Linked DNA regions of Mus musculus: all the other regions are linked to region 5. A link is a loop called in an ENCODE intact Hi-C map of the cell type or tissue named here. Cell type or tissue: heart. All regions are shown on one strand. Region 1 overlaps Gm32620 (a long non-coding RNA gene). Region 2 overlaps Pacsin2 (protein kinase C and casein kinase substrate in neurons 2). Region 3 has its middle 11 kb from the start of Cyp2d26. Region 4 overlaps Arfgap3 (ADP-ribosylation factor GTPase activating protein 3). Region 5 has its middle 38 kb from the start of Cyb5r3.

Region 1 (5,000 bases), 170 kb after region 5:
TTTTAAACTTTGTAAAGTGAATTCTATTCCTGTTAGAATGGAATGGCAAGTCAATATTTATTGTAAGGGCCTATAGTCGTATTTTGTTTCCCTTTTTTCTTTTCTTTTCTTTTTTTTTTTTTCTTTTTCTTTTTTTTTTCAAGACAGGGATTCTCTGGGTAACCCTGGCTGTCCTGGAACTTTCCCTGTAGTCCTGGCTGGCCTTGAACTCAGAGATCCACCTGCCTCTGGAGTGCTGGAATTAAAGAAATGTGCACTGCACTTATTCTCTGGCTGAGCCGTCTGCTCAGGCTGCCTAGCCTGTGAGCTTCTGGGCGGCTCTCCTGTCTCTGTCTTCCTTCTCCCTGTCGATTACCAATGAACACCGCAGCACCAGGCTTTTCTAGGGCTGAGCTCAGGTTGTCAGGTTTTAATCCTGCCATCTCCAAGCCATCTCCCCAGCTGGATAATGGTTGTTTGGTTGCTTGCTTTTCTGAATCAAAGCAATAACTGTCAATCTCAGTATGCAGGGGGTTGTTTTAAGGCTGAGAGGAAGGGAAGGGAGGGGCTCTTTCAACACAACCCTTCTCCCAAGGGCTACCCTGACCAGTTCTCTAAAGGGTAGGACAGGCCCTGCCAAGTGGGAAGCACACATCAGACAGCCTCTTGGGCTGCCACCAAAGGCCACCCATGTCCGCAGAGGAAGGAGGGCTTCAAGGCACTGGAGGTCTCTACAGCTACTTGGCTGCAGCTCAAGCTCAGGGGGGAGGGGCAGTGAAAGCACTCCAGGGAGACTGTGTGACCCAGCATGAGAGAGACCCCAGCCAGATAGCAGTGAGTGCAAGCGGGGCTGTTCTTGGTAGGGAAGGGGAGGTTTAAGGGTTCAGGGTGTCCTGGAAAGATGAAGGAGGGGAGCCAGGACCCCCTTATCCTATCTGTGGCAAGAATGGAGACCTTGCTTGGTGTACTGGGAAGAAGGCTTTAAGATCCAAGGAAAAGCCCCACCTATCCAGGGCAAAGGCATAAAGGGTCACAGAGGCCTCCTCTCACTAATATGGGGAAGCTGACTGGAGGGGCAGGCCACAGGCAGCTCCTCTTTCCACTGACCCTGCCCTCTGCCTGTGACTCACACACACACACACACACATACACACATAGGGTAGGCATGCTACCAGAGGCCAAAACATCTATGAGAGGGTGAGAGAAGAATCAGAAGTAGGGTCTTAGCTCTTTCTGGGGTGCACATGTGTGCACACACACACACAAATATAAGTAAATACATTTAAAGAAGAAAAAAAGAAACAGACTCTGGCTGCAGACAGCAACAGTAACAGCTTCTCTTGCCCCTGTTCACGCTTAGATCCTAGGAAGAAGGCAATTTTCATCAGAGGATGCTCAAGGGAAGAAATATGCCTTCAGCCCTAGCCTTTTAAGAACACACACACACATACACACACACATACACACACACACACACAAACACACGTCTGGCTGGCCTTAAACTCGCTCTGTCCTCCTGCCTCTGTCTCCTGAGTTCTGGTGTTACAGGTGTGTACCCCCATATCTGGTACCCTAGAAACTTTTTGAAGAGCCTTAGTCATGCCTTGACCTTGGCCTGGGGACGACGCCATGGTTCGGACCTTGTTTGAGCTGTTTCCTGCTGGGTTCCTAGGGAGTTTCGACTTAGGTGAGCAGGTGTTAGGCTCTGCCCTCCCTGGCAGGCAGCCAGAACAATACCTACCTAGGATAGTACCCCACATTGAGTGACCCAGAATTCCCTGAGGGTCACTGAAGGAATCCCTGAAAACAGTTGGGCCTACATTCTTTGCTGGCTTTGGATTTGAGGTTTCTGAGGGTGAGACAGATGTGTAGGTTAGACACACTCTCTGCAGCCCTGGGAGAGAGGCTGCCCCAGCCATAGGGAAAAGGAAAAAGGGAAGTGGAGAGGAGGGGAGGGTAGCAGAGGAGACAGAACTTTCCTAAGGAATGAGGCTAAGTCCGGGGACAGTCCTAAGAGACCTCCTGTAGCTGCCCAGCTTCCTGAACTCCACCCCTTGCAATAACCTTCAGCTGCCCTGGCAGGTGGAGGAAGTTCCTGCATGGCCTCCCTTTCCTGTCCCACCTCTTGTTCCCGAAAACTCCCCTGCCACCTTCCCATCCTACAGCCCTTCATCAGACAGCATAGACCACTCAGGTCTGTAGCCTTCATGTCTTCTTGAGGAATCCTTGTTAGAAGCAACTCCTCAGTGCCCTCCCATCTAGGGACCGGAAACAAGGAACCAGCTGCCTGCAGAAGAGACAGGGAGGGGGGCCCATGTGGCCTAAGTGGGTCTTGAACTCTTTTTTCTTTGTTTAATTCCCCCACTCCCACCCCAGACACGTCTTTCTCTGTTCCAGCCCTGGCTTTCCTGGAATTCGATTTGTAGATCAGGCTGGCCTCAAACTCATGGAGATGCACCTGCCTCTGCCTCTGGGATTAAAGGCATATACCACCACCACCACCACCACCACCACCACAGGCCTTGAACTCTTGATCCTCCTGTCTCCACCTCTCAAGTACTGGGCTCACAGGTGTGCAGCCAGCTAACACTTGTCTCTGTTATGACTTATTTTTGTCAAGTGATTTCACCTCTGTCTCTTTAAATCTTTCACCAAACAGCTTCAAGGTGGGATACACACACACACACACACACACACACACACACACACACACACACACATCTTGTGCCCACAAGTCCCACAGAACCAGAGTGCTGTGGGTGACAAAGCATGAATTTGCCTCAGGGGAGGCTAATTGTTTCCTTAATTGGCTGAGACTGCCCCTGGAAAGTCCCCAGTTGTGCCTGCAGAAGATGGGAGGGGTTTGCCTGGCGGCCAGTAAGCAGCTGGGAAGGAGGCTCTAGAAAAGACTAGAAAGTGCTTCCAGCAGAAGCAGCTGTCTGGAAGAAGTGAATTGTTCTCCTGCCCCCAGGAAGGGCTGAAGTGCCTCCAAGAGGCACGCTGGGGCCCTGCTCTCGGTTCCACAGTCTTCCTGGCACATTGTGTACTGCCTGACCCTGACCTCTATTCTACTACTCCACCCTGCTGCCATTCATGTCTGGGTCTAACTTGGCAAGGTGTTGGCCTCTGAATGGCCCAGGTTCCTTAGAGCGCCAAGGGACACGGGAGTCTCCTTTGAGGGCATTCCCACGCCAGCCACCAGGTGGCGCCATCAGCACAGAACAGTTCTGGGGCTGTCCATCATGGTCAGAAGAGAAATCCCAAGGTAGAAGACTCAGTAGGTTGACAGCTACTCCTCGGGACCTCCAGCAATTAGCTTCCTGGGTGGTGCTTGTTTCTTCCAGTGACAAAGCCATCCAAAGAGCCCCACAGGGTGCATGCTGTTACATGGAAGAAATGTTGAAAATGGGAGTTACCTTTGTCTTTCATTATTTCTCCACATGTTACGTGTATGTATTTAACATGCGAACCCTAGGTGCTTGTCCTAGACTGTCTGTTACCACCTCCAAACAAGTCATTTGTTCTATTTTTCTTACTATATGAGAGTTAGGATAGGTGTTTTGGTGGGAAAACCAGGGGGACTGCAGGATGCAAGAACACACAGGGGCCAAAGAGCCAGGAGCCCAAGTTCCTATCTGCCTTCGTCCTTGCGGTGGAACTTGAGTTCAGTTTTCTAATCTGTAAATTAGGGGCAATGATAACTCCTCCCACACAATGTTTCTGTGAGAATGGAAGTAGCACGTAGATGAAAAGCCTTTAAAACTAGGTCTCAAATGGAAGGAACAGCCAAAGATATAGGGCAGCCTGAACCGAGGTGAGATTTGGAGATGGGCCAGCCTGGGCTTCTTGCCAGGGCAGAAACCTCCCATCAGCATGCAGGGTGATGGGCTCCAGATGGGTTTGCCTGCCTCCAATGGCGGAGTTCATTCCCTCCTAGGTAAGGAGGTGGCTCACCGAGGGTCGGCTCGGGATTGTATGGTTTATCCTGGGGTCACGGTCAGCTCTCTTGCCCTGTTTTGGTGAGGATCTGATCAAATGATCAAACGCATCGGCCCGGTGCCTGCAGGTCAGCTACACAGGGTGGGAGAGCATCCTTCCCAAATGTGAGCCCAGTGTCCCCAGGATGGGAACTTTCCATTGCCACTGTTGGACGCGTGAGGTACAGGACAGAGGAGTGTACCTCTGACACCCTAGACACCCTGACACCCTGAACAGAGTGGTCAGAGCAGAGTGGCCACTCTCAGCCCGGATCTCCTTGCTGATAGGTCTCTCTGGGAGCTGGAGTCTTGGGAAGGAAGAGGTGACATGAAGCTGGGTCAGGGGTCTGATCCTCTCGTCCTAGTACCTCTGTGTCTGCAAGAGAAACCTCCAAGCCCAGGCCAGGCAGCAGTGGCTGGGTCCAAGCTCCCTTTCTGGGGCACTCTGAGGGGAAAAGATTGACTTTGGGGGCTGGAGAGATGGCTCAGTGGTTAAGAGCACTGACCGCTCTTCCGAAGGTCCTGAGTTCAAATCCCAGCAAGCACATGGTGGCTCACAACCATCCGTAATGCGATCTGATGCTTTCTTCTGGGGTCTCTGAAGACAGCTGTAGTGTACTTACATATAATAAGAAAATAAATTTAAAAAAAAAAAAAAAGGACTGACTTTGGTTTCTTCTCTTCTCTGCCTGGCAACAAGAAACATTGGTGGAAGTAAACTTAGCATGGAGACTTGTCTTGTTATCGAAGTTTTAGTCTAAGTCTACGGAAGCCCCACCCCCCTTCCCAGGGACTGCAAGGGACCACGTGCTTCCAGGTTCCCCTCTCTACTTCCTCCTTTAGGGCTGTTCACAAAGCCGTCCACCCGAGCCAGCCAAGCCTTCCTCCTTCCCTGGCGTCCCCTTGCTCTGTGTGCTGTCTGTCCCTTAGGTATTCAGTCTGAGCAGAGGTTCTCAACCTATGAGCCCCTGTTGGGGCTGCCGAATGACCTTTACACAGGGGTCACCTAAGGCCTTGAGAAAAACACAGAAAGTTACATTGAGA
Region 2 (5,000 bases), 170 kb before region 5:
GAATGAAAACATGGGGCATGTTGCCGAGCAGAGCAGCCTAGGACACATGGGGTAGGCACAAGGCTTGAACCTGGAACGGTTCTAGCCTGGACTGCTGCTTGCTCCAGGGTTGCTCTGAGGGCTGCCATCTTCAGATCACAGTGACCTCTGTGTCAGAAGCTTTGAATACAAATTAGTAGTGAATATCCAGGGTCCTGCCTTACCTTCAGGAGGACGCCTGTCCCTCTGCCCTGGAGACCTTCTGTGGATCCTTCTAGAAGCATGTTTCATATCCACATGGGATTTGTATGCACAGATGACTTGCTGTGGTCAGTGTTGCCCCCTGTCACTAAGGCCACCCTCTTTTTGTCTTGCAGGGGATGAACTGACCAAGATAGAGGATGAAGATGAACAGGGTTGGTGCAAGGGACGTTTAGACAGCGGCCAGGTTGGCCTATACCCAGCCAACTATGTCGAGGCTATCCAGTGACAGCCCATGGGCAGGCTGGCGGAGAGACGGAAATGGGCAGTTCAGGAGCTCCGTTAGCCTTGGCCTGGGCAGTGACACCTCTAGTGCCCCCAGCAGCCATGTAGGCATCCACTCCACCTGCAAAAGACGATGGCTCTGTTGTTCTTGGCTTCCTGGTGTGCTTTGAAGGCAGATGAGCTGGTGATTTCATTGGGCACTTGGCCCTTTTCCAAGCACATCTGGGCAGATATAGACACAGGAAGATAGGGTCCAACAGCGAGAGCCAGGCCCCTCCCCACCCCCACCAGCTCTCTCTATCATGGATCTGCACCTTCTCGCCCTTGTCTCTCCTGAGTCATGACGGGTCATACTGATTCTTGTTCCACTGATGATTTTCTCTGATGAGGTCCTATCTGCAAGGTCAATGAGCAGACTTACATGCCATCTTCTGAGTAAAGAGTTTGAGGTTTTAATTTAAAGGCAATGTACAGCTATACTTTTTTATATGCTCTTCCAGTCAGTTAAATTATGGCCTACACTGATCTGAGATGTTCTCCACGTGAGCTGTCTTCATTTCTCTGTGCTATGTCCAGATGTGGGGTTGCTGCAGCCGGGGTTCTATGGCAAGTGCCAGTTGCAGGGCTAACCTTGTGCAACGTTCCCCAACACTTCCACATACAGAAATTATTTTCACTCTATCCCTGCTTCAGTTTTTGCAGATTAACAGTTCTATTAGTGATTTGGAAAGTTAACAGTAAGAAGACTAACTTTTCAAAACAGTTGCATCTGTAGATTAAGATGCTTTACATTAGACCGTTGTGTCTCGATGTATATCTGTATATATTATTTGATAATCAGAAAATCTATAGAGTTCACCCACTGTTGAATGAGAGCTGGTGGCTTCTGACAGCAGATCTGGTCAACTGCTTGAAGCCCATGGCATTGAAGCACAGGCACGGCTGGTTAACGGTGCCCACCCAGTTAGGATGTGGCTCTGGCCTCTGAGTGGAGCTGCTGGGAAGACTGATTCTCATTGGCCTGGGCTCCAAGCTCATGACCGAGCACTGGAAAAGCTCCTAGGACTTGGTAGTAATCGTAGACTTCACAGTCCCTGTGTCACTCACTGGAGAGCTAGAGGGAGGGGTTCGACACCCTCCACCACACACACACACACACACACACACACACACACAAGTTCCTCCAGTTGCCCTTGTCCTCAGGTGCAGTGGGACTGTTGTGAGCCCCAGGGATGGGCACAAAGAGGACTTTTATTTTGTTAGCTCGGACAGTGCAGTGGTGCACATCAGCAACTTGTATTTCTTCGGTGTTTGGCACGAGCACTGTCTCGCTGTGGCTGTGTGTCATGAGAACTTACCAGCAGAAATCCTTGTTCCTAAGCTACAGAATGACCAAAAGCTGTCAAGTCCTTAATGTTTAGAAACTCCTTAAAATGTATAGTATTTTAGAACAACAACAACAAAACTCAATAAACAGTTGATCTTGTGTGTTTGACAGTCCCTTTGCCTTGCATCCACCCTCATGTTCACACAGCTGATAGACCTGTCTCCTTGGGGGTGTACCAGCTTTGAAACTGGGCAAGATCCAGTTCATAGGATCCCTTCTCGGGACCATGTCTCAGTTCCTGCACCAGAGGCTGGGGACTTGGGGCACCTTGGGCATCCCTGAGGAGGGCATCCCTGGTGCCACCCTCTCTCCCCTGACCAACAACCGCTCCTCCCCAAACCTGCGTGTGTTGACCTTTATGTGCCACTGTTCTGTTTTCTCAAGCTGATGATCTCTGGGTGTAATGTGATCAATGCAGGTCCCAGCTGGTCCTGCTCGCACAAAGAACCTCCAAGGATCTTGCCTCCTATTGGGATCAGCTAAGGAGATAAAGCCAGTGCGGTAGCCCTGACCAGTCCCGGTGAACGGACTGCTGCTGCTGCTGCTGCTGCTGCTGCTGCTGCTGCTGCTGCTGCTGCTGCTGCTGCTGCTGCTCTTCAACACTAGTAAAGCTTCTCTCTGGCCTTCCTGCAGTGTCACTTTGCTCAGCAGAAGCAGAGCCTGAGTCTTTGTCCTTTACTCTCTTTGTGTGTCCTCTTTGGGTCCTTTGGGTGTCCTCTGCCCTGCCAGTTTCTGAGCAGTACTTGAGCCTTACCCGCAGGCCACCCGTTGTCTGGGTGGGCGGGCACTGGCTTCTGCCTCTATCTGCTCCAAGCAGCAGAGAGAAAACAAAGTGGGAGAAGGCAGAGGCAGATCTGCCCTCAGCTGACAAGCTGAAAAGTGGGGATATATCTTGAATACCACAGTAAGACTGGGTGTAGGCTGGGGCACCAGGCCAGGTCCTCTTAACACTCCTCTGGCCTGCCGCTGGGTGGCAGGCTGGAGTTAATAGAAAAAAAGGTTTTAGAAGCTGGGCAGGTCAGTGATTTGCCTGGGGCTCTCTGAGCAGACCATAGTCAAAACCCAGCTCTCCTTGCTGTCCTGGGGGCTAGAAGTAGGATGAAATGACCACTCCTGCACGGTCCTTTCTCAACATCTCTATTCAAATAAGGAAGCTTGAGGGTCCTGTACAGCCCTTTTGTTATCTCCTACCCTTCCCTGGAGGTTAAATACAGGAAGCTCACTGTGCACAGTGGCCTCAGTTTTCATAGGAGGATGGGGGTAGGGCACCATAAAACACTACAAGTCCTTGTGGTTATGATCACCTAGGCTGGGGCCAGGACCCTCTGCAGCCTTTGGCTGCTTTTTCTATATCACCCAGCTTGGGATTCCCAGGTTCTCTTGGCCTCCCAAAGCTCCTGCACAGGATCAAAGCTGTTACCACTAGGGCCCCTGAGCTGACTCTAGTGACCAAGCCAGTCAGTCACCAGGGTCTAAGGGAGAGAGTGAGGATTAAAGAAAGAAAAGACAATTAGACAACATTATAATATATGACTCCAACAAGTGCTAAGGCTGAAACAAGTTTAGTTTTTTCCAGTCTGCTTTTATATCATTCTGAGTACATCAAAGAATATGGTCAGTCCTGCCAGGCGTGGTGGCGCATGCCTTTAATCCCAGCACTTGGGAGGCAGAGGCAGGTGGATTTCTGAGTTCGAGGCCAGCCTGGTCGACAAAGTGAGTTCCAGGACAGCCAGAGCTATACAGAGAAACCCTGTCTCGGACCCCCCCCCCCCAAAAAAAAAAAAGATGGTCAGTCCTAAGGCATAAACAAAGTAGTGAAGGAACAAACAAGGCATAAGCAGTTAAGGAACAAAGGTCCCAAGTATTCAGGGTCTTAAGGCTATCAAGATACAATGAACACATTCCTCAGCTGTATTTATCTTGAGCCTACTTCCTTGTCCTAGCCTGATGTCAAATTCTTATCTGAGCCTACTCCTTTGTTCTGGCCCCAATGTAAATACTCTTGCCAAATTCCTAGAAGCCTCCCAAGTGCTCTCTACACTTTAGGTGGAATATTGTGAGCCCCAGACTATACCTGGACAGGAGCTCTAAACCCTGCTCATCTGCACTGTAATGTAAACATGGGGTCTGGCTCTGCTACAGCCCAAGCTCAGACACTGGCCAGAGGTCTATGCAGATGGACGACTTTGCTATCCAAGCCAACCTGCCTCTGCTTGGCTTGGCCTAGCCTTCTCTGAGGAGCCTGTGGGTCTGGGCCATGCAAATGGGTCAGGTTGTTAAGGCAAGCCTGAAGGGGGACTGCTTATACTTCATCTGGATGGGAATAAGGAAGATTTATAAAGGATATTGTAGGCACCATACTAACTCCCTCATGGTTCAGAGGGAAGAGGGAAATTGAGGCCAGATGAGGGGAAGGCAGGACTTGCCAGCAGACATAGCAAGCAGCTAGCAACATATATAAATCAGGTTGCCTCTCCTGGTGGGCAAGAGCTTCATTCATCCACCAGATAGTCAAACACACATAAGCATTTACTGAGTACCTACTGTGTGCTAGATTCCCAACAGCCCAAACCAAATAGAACCAGTTTGTACCCTTGGGAAGGTACCATATCAATCCTTCATGGGGACGAGAATGTCTGGTCGTGTGTGTGGATTCTGGAAGGTTCCAGATAAGAAGACAGGTAGGTGCTCCCAGTCTAGTACTAGATCGGTGAGGCAAAGCACTCCCTGGTTCTTAAACTTTTCCCCAATCCCAGTACAGAGCATCCAGAGTCCTCCTTCCCTCCCTCTCCTCGCTGGACTGCAGAGGACAACACCTCAACACTAGCAAATACCCGAGCCTCATTACTGCAAAGTGAGATCAATTAGGATGACTGTGGGGTGTCTAGGATGTCCAGAAACCAAGAGTCCCAGCAAGGCAGACTCTCTGGGTCATAGCTGTTCTTTGAGCGACCTGCTGTGCCACCACCATCTCTCTCCATGGGCCAAACACTCTCCCCTTTGCCCTCCTGTACAGGATCTTGCCCTGAGTTTTCAAGACAGGATTTCTCCACCCTCTCCATCCATTGTCCAGATACCTTCAGGAGACACAGACCCCTGTCTGGGTGAGGGGTACCCATATAAATGGGTGGCCAGTGACTTCTCAGTC
Region 3 (5,000 bases), 400 kb after region 5:
CAGCTGTGGGACCGTGCTCAGACAGCTGGACAAGACCTGAATAGAAATGATGGCTTTTGAACTGGTTAGCGTCTCTTGTTGGTAACCTGGATTAACACGGTTAAAATGAAATTGATAGATTTCAGGTGTCATGGACTAAGCCATAAAACTTGAAGAATGGGTGTCTTGAGGAAAATATTTTCCTGACAGCCGATGTTCGTCACTTTCCCTTTTGTTCTTTTGTTCCCATTCCATTTGCTGGTGGGACCTGAGCACAGCTTTATTGATGAGATTCAGAAATGACTTGAGTGGGCAGTGACCCTATTCAGTTCCTCTTGATGGCAGTTTCCTGACTTGGGCAGTGCCGTGGCTGTCTCTGCCTTTCAGTTCCTGCAGTTTATAAGGTCAGTGCATGTGTGTTGTAATAGGTTTTGTGAAAGCAGTTTTAGGTTCATGGTAGCTTTGGACAGAAGATAAGCTCCTATGGACCTGCATCCTCCTGTGGCAGCTCATCTCATTGTGGGTGTGGCCCTCTGGAGTAGCACATGTGTTGTGATACTTCATAATTGCCTCTTACGTCTGTGATTTATGTCAAGGTTTGCTCCTTATGCTGTGTACTGGATACTTCATAGATTTACACAAACTTATAACACCCGTGCACCCCCATTACTGTTTCTTACAGGACAGCTCGCTACCCTAATACAGCTGTGCCAATTGCTTCTCCCTTCCTTTCCAAAACCTGACAGCCAATGGTCTTTTTATCATCATCATAGTTTTGCCTTTTCTAGAGTGGTGTATAGTTAGTCATACAGTGTATAGCCACTTCAGATTGGCTGTTTCCAACTTAGTGATACATGTTTATGGTTCCTTCATGTATTTATGGCTACAAAGTTCATTTTTTTTTTTGTTGCTGCCAAAAAAATACTCTATTGTCTAGATATGCCCAGTTTTTCCTACTTCCTGTTTGCCAAAGGACATCTTTATTGCTTCCAATTTGGGCACTTATAAATAGAGCTACCATAAATACTGTGCAGGTTTCTGTGTAAGCACACGTTTTCAGATCAGTGTGTCATATGGTAAAGAAATGTTGTATAAGCAACTGCTAAACTTCCTTTTTTTCTTTTTCTTTTTTCTTTTCCTTTTTTTTTTTTTTTTTTTTTTTTTTTGCTATTCTTATGACCCATGAATGGGAGTTCCTGTTAACATCCTTGCCAGCGTGTGGAGATATTTTTTATGTTAGCCATATTGATAGGTATGTATGTATGTAGATTATTTTTAATACTCTAAACAATATAATCAAGGGGGTAGAGGGTATGAGGGACTTGGGAGGAAGAAAGAAGGAGGGGGAAAAGAGGGGCAGAATCAGGTATTGGAGGAGATGCACAGAGGATCAGGAAATTGAAAAGAGGTGTATAGCAATGGGGGATGGGGAACTGGGGGTAGCAACCAGGAAATTCCAGATGCCAGGAAAGCAAGAGCCTCCCAGGACCCCATGGGGATTGCATTAGCTGAAATACCACAAAGGGGAGGGAGAACCTGTCAAGACTATATCCAGAGGTTAGACATGGTCCCCCCTGGTTGAGGGATGGGGCCACCTACCCGTCTCCAAAATGTTAACCCAGAATTGCTCCTGTCTAAAGGAAATACAGGGACAAAGTGTGGAGCAGAGACTGAAGAAAAGGCCATCTAAAGATTGCCCCACCTGGGGATCCATGCAGGCACCAAACCCAGACACTATTGCTGATGCCAAGAAGTGCTTGCTGACAGGAGCCTGATACAGCTGTCTTCTGAGAGGCTCTGCCAGATCCTGACCAGTACAGATGTGGATGCAGCCAACCATTGGACTGAGGAGTTAAGGGAAGGACTGAAGGAACTGAAGGGCCTTATCTGGCATTAATGTGAGGGGAGGCCCTTGGTCCTGTGAAGGCTTGATGCCCCAGTGTAGAGGAATGCTAGGCCTGTGAGGCATGGGTGGGTGGGGGAGCACCCTCATAGAAACAGTGTAAGAGGGGATCGGATAGGAGGTTTGCAGAGGGGGAACCAGGAAAGAGGATAACATTAGAAATGTAAATGAAAAGCACAACTGGATCTCCTTGGAGAAGGGGGTATTTTCAGATGACCTGGATGGACAGCAAAGGAATCAAATCCCTTAAATAAAAATGTACTTGACTTCATAAAAACCTTTAATTTTTATTTATATATGACTGTGTTCTACTTGTGTGCCTAGTACCTGTAGAAGGTCCTCTGGAACTAGATTTACAGAACAGTTGTAAGCTGGCATGTGGGTGCAGGGATCTGAACCTGAGTCCTCTGGAAGATCAACCAGCAATCTTAGCCATTGAGCCATTTCTCTAGGCTCTCTTTTAAAAGCATATTAAAATTTAGAGTTGTGATTTTTTTTAGAAGTGTGAATATTTTCTTTATGTTCTGCAACTAAGATCTGACATTTTTTCATCTTGCAAAATAGAAACTGCCCATTAAACAACTCCTATGAGTTTGCAGCTTCCCCTGCCTGTAATCTCTGGCTCCCCCCAGTGATGGTTGTTGGGACTGCAGCTCAAGAGGCTACCCATTTCTTAAGCTAGATATTTGACACTCTTGTGGGTAGAGCTGGGAATTAGAAGTTTCCTTCCATTGACATGGCTATTCCCCAAACGAAGAAATGTCATAAAAATGATCAAACCTTCCTCTTAATGGAACTTCACTGGCTGGCTACTACAGCTTCGTAACTGGTCTAGAGTTCTCACAATAGTGTTTGGGTCATATAGGGCTCTCTGAAGCCTACAGGACTCAAGTGTAGACCTAATTCACTTCATAGCTACAGTATTTTGAAGCTCAGTGTCTCATGAGAGTGTCTAGAGGGCCCACCAGTACATTGTACATTTAACCCCGTGACATGGGTCCCAAAGCATGGCTAGTTTGAGTTTTTCTAAAGCAATAAGTCAGTATTGGCCATCAGTGAACTATCATGTGCAAGCAGTACAGAATTGCTGCTCAGATCAAGTAGTAGTCTGGTACAGTGCAATACCACATTGACTTGCTGTCACTTATGCTCTTATAGCATGAAAACACCTGCCTCTGAGGACCCTGGGGAGAACTAATGAGTTGGCACGTGCGGTGGGAACAGCAGTGCCTGGCACAGAAGTACCAGCCTTGGAAGGCACAAGCCTCACTCTTTAATTTTCCTTGTGGTTGGCCCATCCTAACCACAGGCCTCTGGCATAAGGGGAATACCACTCTCCATATGCCATTAAAATGACTTGGGGGCAGACTTGACACACAAGAAGTAAAGGTAAATGAAGATTCATTTTTGTTCAAAAAGCAACTGGACCATCCTTTAGATGTCAGTTCTCTCTGACAGTGACCAGATCTGAGAAGTTCCAGGTTGTGTAATCAACTGAATGACTTCAGACTTGTTCTAAAGATTTATGTAGATTCCAACTGCCTTCCTTTTACTGTTGTTTGCTTGTTCACACAGGCCATTCTACTAGCACTTGCTACCATAACTAGGTAGCTTAGCCTTTCCTTGTCATCAGCCCATCATTTTCTGCAAACAAGAGGGCCAGTGGTGCTTGGGCCATGGAGCCTAGCCTGCCCAGCCAATTTTTCCTTCCACCTTCACGCTTTAGCACAGCAGGTTCTCAACCTGTGGGTTGAAATCCCTTTTCATTTGTGTGTTGTGGTCAAATGATCCCTCACAGGAGTCACATATCTGATACTAACAATTCATGACAACAGAATTACAGTTATGAAGTAACAATGAAATGGTTTTTTTGGTCGGTAGTCACCACAGTGTGAAGAACTGTATTAAAGGGTTGCAGCATTAGGAAGATTGAGAACTACTGCTCTAGCTTGCCAGTTAACAGCTTGGCTTAGCACAAGAGAACAAAGGGCAGCCTTAGCTCCTTTGTAAGGAACAAAGTGCCTAGGCAATGTTAGTATTTCCTTTCATGAGTGACTGGAGTAAGGACTAAGAGGGGTCCCCAACGAATCCTGGAAGCAGCCATGGGGCTGCAGACTGGGCTGTGGCCAATGGTCATATCCACAGCTCTCTTTTGCATGTGGTGGGCTTGATGGATAACTGACCTGTCTGCTATCCTCCAAGTCCTGTGCCACTTCCTGAGTTAGGCAGCCTGCTGCAAGTAAAGTTTGAGAACATGTCTGTACAAAGTGAGGGAGTTCATGATAGAAGGCAGCATAGGTCGTGGTGACCTTAGCAGTACACAGTAAATCCACAAACCTCCAAAAGAAAGATTTCGGGACCTGAAGATGGTGCACTTCCAAGAGCAGAAGTATGGAAGGACAAACACAAGTAGGGCAGGCTGTGCTTCAGATATGAGATCCAATCAGACACAGCAGAAGTCATAAGTCCCAAGCCATTAATCCTATTGGAGGAGGTCTTGATGGGGGTGGGGCAGGAATGTTAGGGTCTAGTGCAACATTTCTGTCAGGAAAAGAGGTGCTGTGGCAGATCAGATCTCTTGGTGTTACATAGGTCTTGTACCTCAAGGAACTGAGGACAGGTGTACTGGTTCTGGCTAGGTCACTGCTGAGCAAGTGTATCGAGTAACGGTCCTTTGCTGAACTTCTATGATAGACTTCCCAGCCACAAGGCAACAGATCTCATGCTGAGGATGCAGCTCAGTGGTAGAGCATTTGCTCTACATATCTAAGGCTCTGAGGACAGTAACAAGCAACACACAACAGAAAGCTCCTGTGGCAGATCTTACTGGTTCTTGCTATCTGCTGGGGAGCTTCACTTGTAAGTTCTCTGCTCTTCCACTTCAGCTTCAGCACTGCTTCAAAGAGCTGATCAGCCTACAGGTAGCCTTTAAGGAACCAGTGTGACCAACACACAGTAGCAAGAGTGCTGGTAAAGATGAAGAGAACACCTTAGACCACCCACCAGTTCCCAAGTGTGAACACTTGGGCTTTAGTCACAGATCCAAAGGCAAAGGTCTGGATGTGTATGGGGTGGCAAAAATGGCACAGAAGAGTCAGTGACCAGGACAGACACTAAT
Region 4 (5,000 bases), 90 kb before region 5:
AGTGACATGTTCTAGGCGACTCTGGAATTCTCCAGAAGCCATTTTCTGTGGAGTGGAAATGTGCCCATGGAAGCTGCTTGTTCCCCCCAGTGGAACTGCACTGCACTCTGATCTCCAAGCTTTATTTATTAGTGTGTACTCCTCGTACATGGTCCTGGTCACCGAAGGACATTTCATGATGTATAGAACTGACTTGATGCATAGCTCTTCCACACCTCTGCCCTTCACCCCCACCCCTTACTGCCTTAGACAGTTTCTCTTCTGCTTTACACTGTATACACAGACATCTGTTTTTGGTTTGGTTTGGTTTGGTTTGGTTTTTTAAGACAGGGTTTCTCTGTGTAGCCCTGGCTGTCCTGGAACTCACTCTGGAGAACAGGCTGGCCTCGAACTCAGAAATCTGCCTGCCTCTGCCTCCCAAGTACTGGGATTTGGGATTAAAGGCATGTGCCATCAACTGCTCAGCCACATCTTTTTATGTATCTGTAGAAATACTTGTCTTTCTGTGTTAGACTTAATTCAGTTCATATACAAGAAGGGGAAGCCTGTTTATGACAAGGAGGCTGTCTCAGATTGTATGAACAGCTTGCTTCGGGAATCTTCTTGGTTGTGTAAAGTCATTTTAGACGCATTCTATTAGGATGAAATGTGACCCTGAGGTGTTGACTGAATTGACATTGCAACTTATGGGTCCATGGAGGCTTCTAGTCTGCAGACCAACCCTGCTGTGGCCTTGTTGGGAATGCGAGGGAGAAGAAAACCTAAAACTGCAGAGGCTGGGAGCTCTCCTCCCTCCCTTCTTCCTCCCTCTTCTCTCCTCCCTCCTCCCTCCCTTAAGGGCCTGTTGGCTGGAAGGTAGTATTCCTGTTTTGTGGGTGTGGCCTTCCTGTATTTAAGAATCATCCTGCTTGTGTCTCCATTTATAAATGAAGAAGCAGAGGCAGCCATTGAACCTCTGCTAAATGAGCAGGGACTTCAGACAGATCCCTCAGGATCCCATCACACGTGCTCCCTGGACAGCTCAGGACATGGCCCCAGGCTCCGGCCTGGGCCCCTGCTTTGCAATCCTTAGTCCAGCCTGGGAGCCCTAGGCCTTGGGCACCCCTCACAAGTTGTAATCCTGGCAGCTCTCACAAGGTGTGATCCCGGGCAGGTCTCCAGGCCCCACTTGCCCTCCTAGCCATGGAGAGGCTGAGGCAGTGCTGGCACCACACAGCTGCTCTTTATGCAGAGTCTGTGGCCAGTGCCAAGAGCCAGGTGTCCCTCATCAACAGCAATCGCACGCTGTGTGCATGGCAGGACACAGATGCAGTGTATCGGTAGTAAATGTTGGTCTGGTTCTCTCTAGGATCGCTACGGTTCTTAATCCTGGTGCCAGGCTGTCCAACCTGGTAAAACTCCACTTCAGATGGACCTGAGACCACATCTGGCTGCGCCAATGCCCCAGCTGCTTTGTGGGCAGGCTCTACTAGTTGGCGAGGCACCTGCACATTTCTGAGTGTCCATGTTTCCTTTGAGACATCCCCATTTCTATGTAGGTGGGATTTTGCTTTCATTTCTGATTTAAATTAGCTCCTTGTGTCCTTGCTTTATCTTTGGGGCATCTTTAGTTCCAAGAACTGGAAGCCAGAGCTGCAGGCTCCTCCCACCTCTCTCCAGGCTGGTGTTGACTGGGCCCGGAAATCAATCCCCAGCACTTACTTCTCACTGCAAAGGAGCAAAACAACAAAAACAGCAAGACCAGAAGTGCCCAGCCCCTTGCTGACAGATTGCTTCGTGTGTGTCCCCACACAACACACACTTAAAGCCATCTGTCACTCTGTAAGTTATTTTGTACATTCTCTACTCTTAAAAGTGTCCCCCAGTCAGTTCCTTTAACAGACCTGAGCTTCTATGATGCCAAGGGCGTTCACTGCGACCTGGGAGTAAACAGGGTGTCGCTGCCCTGTGAGAGGAAGATGGGGCCACCCCAGGGCTCCCAATGCACTCGGAAGTCAGCAGTACCAGGAGCTCAGGCTGAGAAGGACAGCAGTGCGGCTTCAGGACGAAGCTCAGCCAGGGAGAGGGCGATTATAATTGGGTAGTTTTGTTAATATTTTTTTATCTTGTCCTTGATATTCCAAAAGTTACAGGATAGATGTAAATCAATAAAGTCATTTGGCTGTGTTTTAGACAGCTCCAGAATATATTGTTCAGCGCAGTAAAATATATTTGGAATTTGATGAACCAAAAATGTGATTTCAGATGACTATTTTGTGACTTTCTTAAAAGGTCTGATTTGTAGACTTCTAAATATAACACACAGCACAGCAGACGGTTGCCTGTGTTGTCATTCCTCAAGAGCCTTTGTATCACTGTACAGCGGGCACTGGGTGACTGCCGCTCCCACTCGCTGGTCACACCCATGGTACCTACAGGTGGGACTGACAGATGCCATCATCACAACACAGAGACTGGTGCCTCTGGGAGGGGAGGAGGCTCCTGTGACACTGGCAGCCAGCCTTCCCCAGCACACCGGAGCCGGCATGGCGGCACACACTGTAGCATCAATACTAACTTAGTAGCAGAGAGATCTGTCCAAACCCCATCCAGAGTGAGCCCTGTGTGCATCCCCATGTGCCCTGTGAGCACTATCTGGCAGATCCCACGCACCTGGACCTCTGCCCCAGTGTGCTGATCTCTCCCCAAGCCTGGCGCCTCCTTACTGGGCAGAAGCTTCAGGGTGTCTTAGCATGTCCAGATGTGTGTGCAGTGAGGACACAGGGCTGTGCAGCAGTCCACTCAGCTGATGGCCAGCACTGCCTGTCTGGAGTCCCTGTCTGTGATAGCTGAGGGGGTGGGAAGTGCAGTGAGAGGCTGTGGCTCAGCAGTGAAAACCCTTAGGTTCCATCACCATACCAACATTTATAAAGCTGGTTGGATTTAGAGTTCTTTTGTTTGTTTTGTTTCTCCATTATTTATTTACTTATTTTATTTACTTTATGTATGAGTGTTCTATCTGCCTGTACACCTGCATGCCAGAAGAGGGCATCAGATCCCATTACAGGTGGTTTTGAGCCACCTTGTGGTTGCTGGAAATTGAACTCAGGACTTCTGGAAGAGCAGCCAGTGCTCTTAGCTTCTGAGCTGTCTCTCCAGCCCTTTAAAGCTAGTTGTGGCCCACAACCATCCGTAATAAGATCTGACGCCCTCTTTTGGTGTGCCTGAAGACAGCTACAGTATACTTACTTATAATAAATAAATAAATCTTTAAAAAGAAAAGAAAAGAAAAAGGGCACTGACTGCTCTTCCAGAGGTCCTGAGTTCAGTTCCCAGCAGCCACATAGTGGCTCACAACCATCTGTAATGGGATCTGGTGCCCGTTTCTGGTGTGTCTGAAGATTGTTAAGGTGTGCTCCTATACAATAAATAAGTAATTCTTAAAAAAAAAAAATCTGAAGACAACTGAAGAGATGGCTCAGGGGTTAAGAAGACGGGTTCAATTCTGATCACCTACCTGGTAGCTACAGTTCCAAGAAAGCCAGCACCCTCTTCTGGCTTCCGTGGGCACTACATGCCCATGGTATCCACACATACATGCAGGCAAAACACAAACAGTAAATAAATAAATAAGAAAGAACGTGGCCCCGCAGCAGAGCGCTTGCCTATCATTCAAGGTCTAGAATAGACAGAGGAACCCCATGGCAGAAGCTGCTGGGAACCCGTCGAAGGCTGGGTCTGGGGCTGTGGGAGGTGTTTCTGAGAGCAGCCACTGTTGGGTGTGAAGCCCAGAGAGCCAGGTTACCTCTCCTGGAGCCTTTGTGCAGAGAGGGCTGGCAGAGAAGCCCTGGAGAGTGGCTTTGGCAAGCAGCATTTTCTCCAGAACTCTTGGTTAAGATGCAGTGTTTTAAAGTAACCCTGGGAGGGCTAGAGAGACGGCTCTGCTGTTAAGCGCTCTTGCTGCTCTTGGAGAGGGCCTGAGTTCTGTTCTCAGCACCCACATTAGTTGGCTGACAACTCCAACTGCAAAGCATTGCATGCCCCTTCTGCCTGCAACGTGTGCATTTCACACACACACCTCATTCATGCCTCGCACCTTTGAGGCCAGCCTGGTCTACATCAGTTCCGGGACAGCCACGACCACACAGAGAGGCCCCGTCCCAAAACAACACAGAGAAGTGAGTGCCAGCCAGTAAGGGGTCTGTCTCCCTGTGCACTTCAATTCCACTGAGATCCAAAGGAGTGCAAAAGGAGGGAGATGTCACCTAGGGTACAACTCTAGGGGACTGTGCCTCCAGTTCCAGGGACTCTGAGGCCCCCCCAGCTGGGGTGATGAAACTTAACAGGCACTGGGCAAGGCCCACTCACCCCCTGGAAGCTGGCAGAGCACCTTACACATGCACTTTTCTATATTTGCAGCCAAGCTGAAGTCAACCTCCTTACCATCTCTGTCAAAACCTACCTGCAACCCCAGGCTACCAGGACACTGTGCCTACGGTCTCTCTAGCCCCTGCCATCTCTCCCCATCAACCCTCGCTGTGGTCAGAACTTCCAGGCCCCCGCTCTGAGGCCCCTTGACCCTTCTGATCCCTAGCCAGTTTGACACAGGCCTCCTGGGATGGAGCGCAGCCTCCCAGCTTGTCTCTGACTTAAAACCTAAGTGCCTGGGGACAAGGTGGTCCGTCTGTCCTGTTAGCACACTGAAGATCCTGAGTCACTGCTCTGTTGGGAGGAGCCACAGGGATGACGGCAGACACTGAGGCTATGCTGGGCTGCTGGTACGGCTGTCATCATTCTGTCATCCTTTCCTCGGGACACGGGTTCACCTTTGCCAACAGGCTTTCCCTTCCCCACCCTACTCCTGACTTTCGTCTCAGGGGAGCAGAGATGACAGCCTTCAGTGGGGACAGGCTGGATCCTGAGGCCTGTGGGTGCACTATAGAGACTGTGCTTTTCTGGCCCAGTTTGCCCCTTTTGTATGTGGTTCAGGTACATAGCCCAGGCCTGTGTTTCACCTGCTG
Region 5 (5,000 bases):
GGTTATACAGAGAAACCCTGTCTCGAAACCTCCCCAACCCCCACCCCACCCCAAATATCAGAACAAACAAAAAAATTCATCTATCTTTGAACTGCCTATAAGAAGAAGCAAAGGAGTCTTATAAGCCAAGAAAGGAATCACTCAGACACTTGGATTTGAGGTAAAATTAAGGAGGTTAGAGTTGGCCATGGTGGCACTCAGCTTCAGTCTCTGCTCAGGCAGGAAGATTGCAAGTTTAAGGTCAGCAGGAAGGGAAGTGGGCAGGGATAAAAAGGAACAGCCAGGCATGGTGGTGTACTCCTGAAATCGCAGCACTTGCGAGATGAAGGCCGACGAGAGGTTTAAGTAGACACCCAGCGTGGATGTAGAAACTGTATCGTTTCACTGTTTGCTCTGTTTAGCAAAGAGGCTGACTTCTATCACAGTGACAGTAACCTCCTCTCCCACCTCCCTTCCCCAGGGGCAGATGCCCATCTCCACGAAGAGACAGTCATGCATGCGTGCTTGCGTGTGTCCGTGGTTCATTCTGTTGTGCCATGGTCTTGCCCATTTGGCCAGTTTCCTCTTTCTTTGTGTTTTCCTCCCATTCTGACAAGTTCTTTATCTGCAAACGGAACTACTTCCCATGAAAAGCTTGACTACCCAGAGCAACTGACCCGAGCAGGAGCTGCGCACCCTGGAGCTGGGTACGCTTACAGTTGGCTTTGTAGTAGTTTTGTTTTTGTGGCTCAGGGTGGCCTCAAGCTTATTGTATAGTCAAAGATGTCTGGTTTCCTTATTCCCCTGCCTCTCCCACATCCCCAAGTGCTAGGATTCCAGGCACGCACCAACTATACCTATTTTATGGAGGAATAAGGTTCAAACCCAGAGCTTCATGCATGCTAGGCAAACATTCTACAAACTGGCCCACATGCCTGGATCTACTGTTGGCCTTTGTAACCAAAGATTCCTCGTTTATGGGTTCAGCCAAACCCATATCAAAAACATACAAGGCAGGGCTGTTGAGATCGTAATAAAGATTTCAACTCTGACCTCTCTGATGATAACATAAGACTTGTGCGTTCTCAGCTGCATCAGGGACCCAAAATCCCAACCTGGAACTACCACCAAGAAGTCCTAGGTCTCAACTGGGTATGGTGACATAGACCTGTAATCCTGTAATCTTAGCACCCAGAAAGTGAAGGCAGGAGAACCCTAAATTCAAAGTCATTCTCAGATACATATCAAGGCTGAGACCAGCCCAGAATACACAAGACCCTTTCTCAGAAGGGGCCGACAAGAGGGGTCCCAGGACTCATGGAGGGGATGAAACTACACAGCATCATTTTGCATGTTGCAAATGTCTACAACTTGCAATGGTTTCAACGAGCAGAGCAGGCATGGACATCATAGACTTGTGTCTACCTGGGTATGTCAGAGAAGTTGGGCTGGATTCTTCCCCTAAGGAGGTGGGATTTCGCTGTGTAGCCCTGGCTGTCCTCGAACTCAGGTATCTGTCTCTACCTCCCCAGTGCTGGGATTAAAGGGGTGCGGCACCACTTCCGGCTGCAACTTTAGTGTTCTAAGACTAATTTACAGAGAATTGCATGTGGGGTCTGTTAGTCCATACTGGAGACAGATGAGAACCTGGGGTGTTCTAGGCCTAGTCAGAAATCAGGTTGCCAGCGGAGCTATCCAATGCCACTCCCAGCTGCGGCAGTCTATGAAGACCTGGCTTTCACCACAAACCTCAGAGCACCCAGGGAGAGCATGGGAGAGACAGGGTCACGGCTTTGTGCCAAAATTCCCCCCTCACCCCCGAGCTAGATAGACTTACACCCTCTGGGCAGTGCTTTCAGACATCCCGGGGACGTCTTGTTTGTAGAAGCGACATAGGAGATCAGAAATAGAGGCTGTTCTAGTAAAATGGACTGGGCAGCGCCACCTGTTGCCAGTCTAAGCGTATAACTGAAAAGAGAAGGAACTGTGGAGATCGTCTAGGATTTAATTGAACCAGGCTGATGATCTCCATGGCTCCTTTTTACTTCTGGTTCGTAATACTTATTTTCAGTTTGTGATGACCCGAAACACAGCTATCTGGACGCCCACTGCTGCCGCTATTCATGGGGTGTAAAGCGCCGGCGCGTCCCACCCCCCAAAGTAGGGAGTCTCACCCTTAGCCCTCCTAAATTCCCCCTACCTGGGAACCACAGCTAAACTGTAGCTCTGGGTTCCATCACCCTTTGAACACGCCAGGGACTATTTCCTACAGAGAAGGATGCTCAGAGGTAATATTGTCCAGTCGCTGCTGTTTTGGACTGAGATTCTACAGGAAGCTTCAACAAACCAAACCAAAGCGCAAACCTCTCAAGATAAATGCCTCTTAATCCAAGGTTCGTAGCACCCAAACGGAGGGTCCAGTTCCTTGGGGCTCCGAGGCTGCGGGGGATGTGATAGGACGTCCCCACCCCCACCCTGTTTTAACTCCGCTAGGAAAACCACCTTGAAAATAGCAATTTGCTTTTGCTCCTCCTTCTGCTTCCTTTGGCTCTTTCCTGCCTGTAGAGTCCACCTCCTCTGCCCAGCCAGTCTCTTCGTATGTTCTGTTTTACAGAACGAGATGCTGCCCAACTCGTGGATATCACAGTCTTCAAAGCATCCTAGCAGGCAGCACACAGCTGCCAAAGCTACACAGCAAAGACGGAATGGTGGAAAGTAAAGAAGGGAATAGAAGGCAGGGAAGTAGTAAGGGAGGGAGGGGAGGAAAGACAGGGAGAACAGCCGCAGACTGTAATCTGAGATATCTGTGACACAGGCACCCCTCCTCCCACCATTCTGGATGTGATAACCCATTGCAGAAGTGGTCCTGATGTTGCACCTCATTACTAGGGTTGTAGTAGTCTACAGTGTCCAGACAGCTTTCTTGAGCTCAGCACAAAATGAAGGACTCCTGGGCTGGAGAGATGATGGCTCAGGGGTTAAAAGCACTGACTGCTCTTCCCAGCAACCACATGGTGGCTCATAACCATCTGTAATGGGGATCTGATGCCCTCTTCTGGTGTGTCTGAAGACAGTGACAGTGTACTCGCATACATGAAATAAATAAATCTTAAAACAAAACAAAACAAGGACTCCCTTTTCTTTGCTGGACTTCTTCTCTGCCTGATCTGGAGAGCCCAATCTACACTCTACCTGGGGAATGTAACTGTAATTACGGGGAAATTACAGGTTCAACTCCCTGGAACCCCTCTCCATGAAAATGAGAAACCTTAAGCCTCAGCCAGTGAAACTTCACCCTAAGAAGAAGCCCTTCCCACTCTTTAAGGTTCATATCGCCCTGGTTTACCCCAAATAAAGTATAGGAGTACAAGCTCACCCATTGGTTTGTGCACAAGCTAAAACTGTTTCAAGAGCTGTTTCATTGAAGACTGTAAGAGAAGGCCTACACACACACACACACACACACACACACACAAAACACACATACACACACACACTCCCAGCTGGACCAGGATCCTGCAGAGCCCACCTGGTGTACAGTGACATCTGGACATCCTGAAAAAGAGAAAACAGAGGAGATGAACCACAGCTGGACCCCAACATATATACCACACCCTCTGGCGTATCTGTCTGGAAAGTAAAGGAACTCATTAAAACCTACCAATTCCTGAGCTGGAAAACCATAAATCCCTGGGCTTGCCTTTAAAGCCCCACTCTGGAAATTTCCACCCTGGAAAACTCTACCCCCGAGAAACCCTGTATACATCTGTCTCTTGCTCAGCTCTTTGGGGCTTTTCATGTAAGCAGAGGCAGCCACCCTCTGGGTCTTTTCTGATAAATCTCTGTATAAGGTTCCTTGTATGGTGTGACCATATGATATTCCTTGGCTCTGGAATGCCAGGATACATTCCCCCATCAGAGCTTCAGTCTTTCCACTGGGGAAGCCTTTCCCCTCAGAGCTGTAACACACTGTCCTCCTTACACAGGCCCAGACCCTCTTCCCCAACACAGAAGAAAATAAATAAATGTCATTTTTAAAAAGTTTGCTTGGGGGAAGAGGAGGGGCTAGTGAGATGGCTCAGTAGTTAAGAGTACTGACTGCTCTTCTGGAGGTCCTAAGTTCAAATTCCAGCAACCACATGGTGGCTCACAACCACCCATCATGAGATCTGACACCCTCTTCTGGTGTGTCTGAAGACAGCTACAGTGTACTTAGATATAATAAATAAATAGACCTTTTTAAAAAAAAGTTTGCTGGAGGTTGGTGACTCATGCCTTTTAAAAATCCCAGCACTGGGAAGGCAGAGGCAGATGGGTCTCTGAGTTCTAGGCCAGCCTGGTCTACTGTGTAAGTTCTAGGCCAGCCTGGTCTACAAAGTAAATTCCAGGACAGACTACACAGAGAAACCCTGTCTGAAAAAAATAAAATAACTTTCTGTGTCTGTGGGGTGAAACCCACAAAGATGATAACAATTTTTCAGACAGAGCAACTCTTTCATGCATGAAGGAGTGGACATCTGGGCTGGAGTAGGGAATTATCAGGAGGAGGACTCACTTGAGGGCAGGGTTGGAAGCTGGGGGCAGATATGGACTCCCAGGAGCTCCTTATTCAAGCCTTGAGCAACCACTGCAGCCAAGGCTCTAGTCCAGCCCAATGCACAAAGGACAGGCTTCTTGGAAGGATGCTCACTGGGCAGTGGTGGTGCACGCCTTTCATCCCAGCACTTGGGAGGCAGAAGCAGGTGGATTTCTGAGTTTGAGACCAGCTTGGTCTACAGAGTGAGTTCCAGGACAGCCAGGGCTATACAGAGACACCTTGTCTTGAAATAAACCAAAAAAGAAAGAAAGGAAGAAAAGAAAAGAAAGGAAGAAAAGAATCACGGGTGTTTTCTGAAGAGCTCCAGCTTGAGTCCCCAGTGCATCAGCTCAGCATATGCTGAGGTGGCTCATCTAGCTCCTTTCATGAGCAGCCTTCTGGGCTGTTGGGATCTCTTCGTTTTGGAAATATCACTGCTTCCAGG

The links. Hi-C counts contacts between places; a loop is a spot of excess contacts. Peaks named below come from ENCODE experiments on the same cell type or tissue, not always from the same donor. Only the 100,000 strongest peaks of a DNase experiment are listed, where the experiment ranks them.
Region 1: it touches region 5 in a loop (3-fold over the local background); 5 of 42 quality-filtered maps call a loop at or near these places.
Region 2: it touches region 5 in a loop (2.1-fold over the local background); 12 of 42 quality-filtered maps call a loop at or near these places.
Region 3: a loop joins it to region 5, with 7 times the contacts of the local background. A loop is called at or near these places in 19 of 42 quality-filtered maps.
Region 4: it touches region 5 in a loop (2.6-fold over the local background); 7 of 42 quality-filtered maps call a loop at or near these places.

The regions. Positions count from the first base shown.
Region 1 is chr15:83,036,082-83,041,081 of GRCm38, reverse strand. It overlaps Gm32620 (a long non-coding RNA gene), which reads right to left. Exons shown (of 3, transcript XR_384275.3): 3 at 2,492-3,359. Among named protein-coding and RNA genes, the nearest start is that of Nfam1, 5.2 kb to the right of the region's middle. In heart, a CTCF peak has its summit at 3,166 (motif pointing right); DNase peaks (open chromatin) are centred at 2,071, 3,051, 4,011 and 4,831; H3K27me3 peaks cover 302 bases.
Region 2 is chr15:83,373,087-83,378,086 of GRCm38, reverse strand. It overlaps Pacsin2 (protein kinase C and casein kinase substrate in neurons 2), which reads left to right. Exons shown (of 11, transcript NM_001159509.1): 11 at 357-2,480. The coding sequence ends at 469. Among named protein-coding and RNA genes, the nearest start is that of 1700001L05Rik, 8.3 kb to the right of the region's middle. In heart, a CTCF peak has its summit at 2,810; a DNase peak (open chromatin) is centred at 2,796; H3K27ac peaks cover 353 bases.
Region 3 is chr15:82,802,961-82,807,960 of GRCm38, reverse strand. No RefSeq gene overlaps it. Among named protein-coding and RNA genes, the nearest start is that of Cyp2d26, 11 kb to the right of the region's middle. In heart, no CTCF peak of the experiment used is centred here; a DNase peak (open chromatin) is centred at 2,490.
Region 4 is chr15:83,297,051-83,302,050 of GRCm38, reverse strand. Arfgap3 (ADP-ribosylation factor GTPase activating protein 3) reads left to right here. Exons shown (of 16, transcript NM_001357756.1): 16 at 1,349-2,311. The coding sequence ends at 1,366. Among named protein-coding and RNA genes, the nearest start is that of Gm32788, 2.8 kb to the right of the region's middle. In heart, CTCF peaks have their summits at 3,015 (motif pointing right) and 3,547 (motif pointing left); a DNase peak (open chromatin) is centred at 848.
Region 5 is chr15:83,207,311-83,212,310 of GRCm38, reverse strand. No RefSeq gene overlaps it. Among named protein-coding and RNA genes, the nearest start is that of Cyb5r3, 38 kb to the right of the region's middle. In heart, CTCF peaks have their summits at 1,934 (motif pointing left) and 3,032 (motif pointing left); a DNase peak (open chromatin) is centred at 1,890; H3K4me3 peaks cover 1,052 bases.